Regions from separate parts of the Homo sapiens genome. Here region 2 is linked to region 1. The links are chromatin loops, found by intact Hi-C in ENCODE. Cell type or tissue: OCI-LY7. All regions are shown on one strand. Links, peaks and the distances in the headings refer to the core of each region. The heading gives the core; the rest is flanking DNA.

What was found. Hi-C counts contacts between places; a loop is a spot of excess contacts. Peaks named below come from ENCODE experiments on the same cell type or tissue, not always from the same donor. Only the 100,000 strongest peaks of a DNase experiment are listed, where the experiment ranks them.
Region 2: a loop joins it to region 1, with 2.6 times the contacts of the local background. A loop is called at or near these places in 5 of 110 quality-filtered maps.

The regions. Positions count from the first base shown.
Region 1 is chr5:50,511,642-50,514,574 of GRCh38, reverse strand. No RefSeq gene overlaps it. Among named protein-coding and RNA genes, the nearest start is that of EMB, 72 kb to the right of the region's middle. In OCI-LY7, for the core only: CTCF peaks have their summits at 1,088 and 1,298 (motif pointing right); DNase peaks (open chromatin) are centred at 1,384 and 2,044; H3K27ac peaks cover 923 bases.
Region 2 is chr5:50,324,116-50,327,048 of GRCh38, reverse strand. No RefSeq gene overlaps it. Among named protein-coding and RNA genes, the nearest start is that of EMB, 120 kb to the left of the region's middle. In OCI-LY7, for the core only: CTCF peaks have their summits at 1,406 and 1,609 (motif pointing right); a DNase peak (open chromatin) is centred at 1,628.

The sequences.
Region 1 (2,933 bases), core at 307-2,806:
TTGAAAAGTCATTGTCGTCTATGCCTAGGGTGCCTCCAGCATCTCCTTTCTGAAGAGAGTAGGTAGGCTTTCCCTTTATTCCACTATTAGCTTTCTGATTCTAAGGTAGTGATTGCAATCTTACATCTTACATTTCTGACATCAGGAGAACATGTCTTCATTATTTCACTAACTCAGAAGGGGAAGGTAATAAAATTTTATTTATAGTAAGCATCTTTCTATACCAAGCTCAAGGAAAGACTACTTAGAGAAAGGTTTAGGGAGCATGAAATGAATGTTATCAGTCAAACCGAACAGACTTACACAGCCTGGGGGCTCTTTCCTCCTCTCATATTTATGATCCTATCCTGATCAAGGACAAAATAATGTATAGATACATTAAGTCGTTCAAGATCATATTTGAATACTTGATCCACTCACTAAATCTTATAGTTTATTACTCAATGTAGTCCTTCCTCAGTTCTTTCTGACTCAATTTCCTGATTTGTAAATGTAAACTTCAAGTCCTGATAATTCAGTTAATTTCTTACAGTTTAGTGAAGCTGTCTTCATTATATATCTATTTGATAAAGCTATATGGCCCAAGATGATATTTTAAAATTCTGTATAAAAATATATGTTGTAAAAGCACCACAAATCTGCTCTTAAGAATGGCAGTTAAATCTTTGCTATTATTTATATTCTGAGACTGGGAGAAAAGGGGAATGGGGAGGGGGGTTGGCAGTTGTTGTTTACACTAATTGACAATATCTGTCTTCACTATAAAGCAGTTAAGAACATTCCCCTTTATCTCTAAATTCAGAGTAAGTATAAGTACATTGGGAAAGAGACTGTGTTAAAAGAAATGGAAGGACGTAGCATATTTTCTGAGACAATGAATAGCTTAAGTAAGGATTATTATTATTATTTGATTAAAGTTTTCAATAGCTATGGATGCTAACATTCCATCTTTGGAACATTGTTATTTTTGGAGATAAATGTTTACTTTTCAGAAAGTAATATTTTTAATGTAAAAATACCTGATTACTTTTACAGGACTTAAAATGCGGTGGAATCTCATAGGTAACGTCAGGTGAAAGAAGAGCTCTTGTTTCTAGAGAAAGGGATTGTTTTAGGATGGAGGTGTCTTAGAGAAATGAATACAAATAGGCATTAAAGAGAAAGTTTCTTCTACAAGATTCAAACTATCCCTTACCAACTCCATGAGAAACAGTTACAAATTGTTTTCAGTCCTGCATATTAAAATAACTTGCACTTAATAGGAAAAAAGGAAAAAAGTGGGTCTTTATTTAACAAGAATTCCAAATAAAATCAAGCACAGAAATCATATTTGAAATTACCACTAGAGGGCAGAAAATAGGGGGAAAAGAATACACATAATAGTGGATTTCAGGAATCTGAATTTTTAAGTCCCTGGAACCTCTGAAGACAACTTTAATAATAACAATAGTTAACATTTATGAGGTGCCTACTATGTGCCAAGCACAGTTGTAGAAATTGTATAATATATAATATTAATTAAATTGATGAATACACACACACACACACACACTCACATATTTAATTTCACAACAATCCTATAGGTAGGTACTATCAGTATCTCCATTTTGTAGATGAGGAAACTGAGGTTAAATAATTAGTGCAAGGGTATGAGGTAAGTAAATCCCCAGTCTGCACACTTAATTCTTACTTCTTCCTATGGATGACAATCTCTTTTTTGTGTCATATTTTATTACAAAGTGTGTACAATCATTCTCTAACCCGTGAGAGGAAGCAAGAAGTTTCTTCTAGTATGATGAATTTCCTAGTTTGCTTTTACTGCATTGCCTGGCAAGCCAGGAATTTTGCGAACAGTCTCATATACACACCTTGGGAAACAGAAGTCTGAAAATGTATTTTATTGATGCTGCAAACTACTGTAAAGTTTTATGGACAATCTGAACTAATAAACAGGACCTGTGATGGTATCACTATTAACAATGTTAGGAAGAAGCTGAACTCAGAATGAGAGAGTAGCTGCATTAGCCAAACACTGAAGAGTTAATATCAGAAAGGAGCACTTCCGGTAGGCACTGGAAGACACTCGGTGTAGGGAGAGCAGAGACCCCAGCCTGTCAGCCAGCCACATGGCAGTGTTGGGAGGAGGGAGAAAATTAAACCAGAATGGTTAAGTCTTGATTGTTAAACCAGAGGCCCTCTGTATCCTGCTCCATTTGTAACCTCATCAGCTGCATACAAGCTAGGGCCTGGATTTTAACCCCTGCCCCTGAGGAGCCCACAGATTGTTCCAATGTTGTAAAAGAAAGGCAATAAACTAAAACCTAGTCAGCAGAATTAATGGACCACACAGATAAGGGTCTAAAATATGCATGGCCACAATTTTCAAGAAGATGCCATCTTATTTTCAAATAAAATTCAGACTTTCTTTTTAAGAAATTAGCCACTGTATTCAAAAATATATATGGAAGAATAAAGGTCTATGAATAGTTTATTTACATTTATTTAAAGAAAAGCAGCCAGGCGTGGTGGCTCACACCTGTAATCCCAGCACTTTGGGAGGCTGAGGCGGGTGGATCACCTGAGGTCAGGAGTTCGAGACCAGCCTGACTAATATGGTGAAATCCCATCTCTACTAAAAATACAAAAATTAGCTGGGCATAGTGGCGCGCACTTGTAATCCTAGCTACTTGGGAGGCTGAGGCAGGAGAATTGCTTGAACCTAGGAGGGGGAGGTTGCAGTGAGTCGAGATCGCACCATTGCACTCCACCCTGGGTGACAGAGTGAGACTCTGTCAAAAAAAAAAAAAAAAAAGAAAGAAAGAAAAGCAAGGAATGGGGACACATCTTGCTAGACATAATATAAAGTACAAAGTCATGATAATAATAATAATAATAATGAAACCAGTGTGGTATTCATCAAAGACAGAAAGAAA
Region 2 (2,933 bases), core at 268-2,767, 190 kb after region 1:
CAACCTAAGTGTCTGCCAATGGGTGAATGTATGAAGAAATTGTGGTGTGTATATACATGCAATAGAATATCATTCAGCCTTAAAAAGTAGGAAATCCTGCCACTTGCAACAACAAGAATGAACCTGGAGGACATTATGCTATGTGAAATAAGCTAGACACAGAAATAAAATACCGATATTCTCTTATTTATGTAGAATTGAAGAAAAATTCATAGAAGCAGAGAGTAGAATGGTGATTACCAGAGGTGGAGGAGTGGGGAAAATGGAGAGATGTTGGTCAAAGTGTACAAAGTTTCAGTCATATAAGGTGATAACATGTACTACATGGGGACTATAATTGATAATACTCTTTTGTATCCTTGAAATTTGCTAAGAGAGTAGACCTTAAGTATTCTCACTACACAACACAAAAGGTAACTATCTGAAGACATGGTTATGTCAATTAGCTTGGTTGTAGTCATAAATTCACTATGCATATGTCTATCAAAGCATCATGTTGTATACCTTAAGTTTATACAGTTTTTTTGGAAACAATCAATTTGGGTTGGTTGTGGTGGCTTGTGCTTGTAATCCCAGCACTTTGGGAGGCCCAGGTGGGTGGATGGCTTGAGCCCAGGAGTTCAAGACCAACCTGGCCAACATGGTGAAACCCTGTTTCTATAAAAAACACAAAAAATTTGCAAGGCATGGTGGTGCACACCTATACTTCCAGCTACTCAGGAGGCTAAGGCAGGAAGATTGCTGTAGCTGGGGAGTCGGAGGTTGCAGTGAGCTGAGATCATGCCACTGCACTCACCAACCTGGGTGACGGAGCCCCCATCTCAAAAAAAAAATTTGGCAAGATTGTTAAGTGTCCATCAACTGATGATTGAATAAAGAAAACGTGGGATATATACACAAGGAAATACTATGTAGCCATAAAAAAGACTGACATCATGTCTCTATAGCAACATGGATGAAAGTGTTGGCCATTATCTTAAGTGAAACAACACAAAAGCAGAAAGTCAAATACAATATGTTATCACTTATGGGTGGGCACTAAATAATGAGTACACATGGACATAGAGTGTGAAATATTAGTCACTAGAGACTTGGAAGGGCGGAGGGTGGGACTGGGGTAGGTGATGGGGAACCACTTAATGGGTACAATGTACGTTATTTGGGAGTTTGACACACTAAAAGCCCAGACTTCATCCCTAAGCAATATAGCTTGGTAACAAAATTGCACATGTACTTTTTAAATTTATACAAGAAAAAATAAATAAATTTGGCTATGTCGCTATATTACATACAAGAAAAATTAGAAGAATATTTATATTTAAACCTTGCTTAAAATTTTGTGATCGTTTTAGAATTACATAATTTGAGGTTTAAATCTGTTTCTCAAACTTCTGTTTAAAATATAGACCCACCATTTAACTGTATCAAAAAATACAAAATTATCAAAAAATTTATAAGGAAATTAGAAAATAAAATGACTACAAAAAGATCACTAATGATTTTTAACCTCACAAGACAGCACTAAGACGCAATTTAACTTGTTTTGTAAATTGAAATTAAAATTTGTTTCTGTGTTAAAAATTGTGCAAATTCATAGGTAACCAGCAGGTGGCAGACTTACACTATCTTACGCAGTATTAAACATGATTGGAGTTTTGTGACTTTTTTGGGAGATATTCAATAAAGTAAGTTGAATATAAGAGGAAGAACATACAGTACTTTCTCAGAGATTGCAATAAGAACACTTAAAACATGCTTCTAGATAAGAACTATTTATCCACTGATTGTGAAATGGCAAGGTCTGAAAAGTACTTTATCATTATTTATTGTTAGTGAGATAAAAAAATTCGTACTGTTTGAACTTAAAAAATGAGTCAAACAGTTATGCATAAAATATGAAAATTATTTTATAAACTTTAGTCAACTGGAAAAGAGTAGTATACACTATATGTATACTACTGTGTATATATATATATATATATATACACACATATATATACAGGCACACTTTGGAGCTATTGAAATTTCAGTACCAGACCACCTCAATAAAATGAATGTCACATTAAACTTAGCCACATGAATTTTCTGATTGTCCAATGCATATAAAAGTTATGTTTACACTGTACTGTAGTCTATTAAGTGTGCAACAGCATTATGTCTAACAACAAATGTTTATACCTTAATTTAAAAATGCTTTATTGCTAAAAATACTAATGAGCATCTGAGTCTTCAGCAAGTGGTGATCTTTCGGCTGGTGGAAGATTGTTGGCTGCTGACCAATAAAGGTGGTGGCTGCTGAAGGTTGGGGTAGGTGGCAATTTCATAAATTGAGGCAACAATGAAGTTTGCCTCATTAATTGATTTTCCTTTCATAAAAGATTTCTCTGTAGCATGCAAGGCTGATTGACAGCATTTTACCCAGAGCAGAATTTCTTAAAAATTGGAGTCAATTCTCACAAACTGCCACTGCTTTATCCTCTAAGATTTTTTTTTTTATTATACTGTAAGTTTCAGGGTACATGTGCACAACGTGCAGGTTAGTTACATATGTACACAAGTGCCATGTTGGTGTGCTGCGCCCACTAAATCATCATTTAACATTTGGTATATCTCCTAATGCTATCCCTCACCCCTCCCCCCACCCCACAGCAGTCCCTGGTGTGTGATGTCCCCCTTCCTGTGTCCATGTGTTCTTATTGTTCAATTCCCACCTATGAGTGAGAACATGCGGTGTTTGGTTCTTTGTCCTTGCGATAGTTTGCTGAGAATGATGGTTTCCAGCTTCATCCATGTCCCTACAAAGGACATGAACTCATCATTTTTTATGGCTGCATAGTATTCCATGGTGTATATGTGCCACATTTTCTTAATCCAGTCTATCATTGTTGGACATTTGGGTTGGTTCCAAGTCTTTGCTATTGTGAATAGTGCCC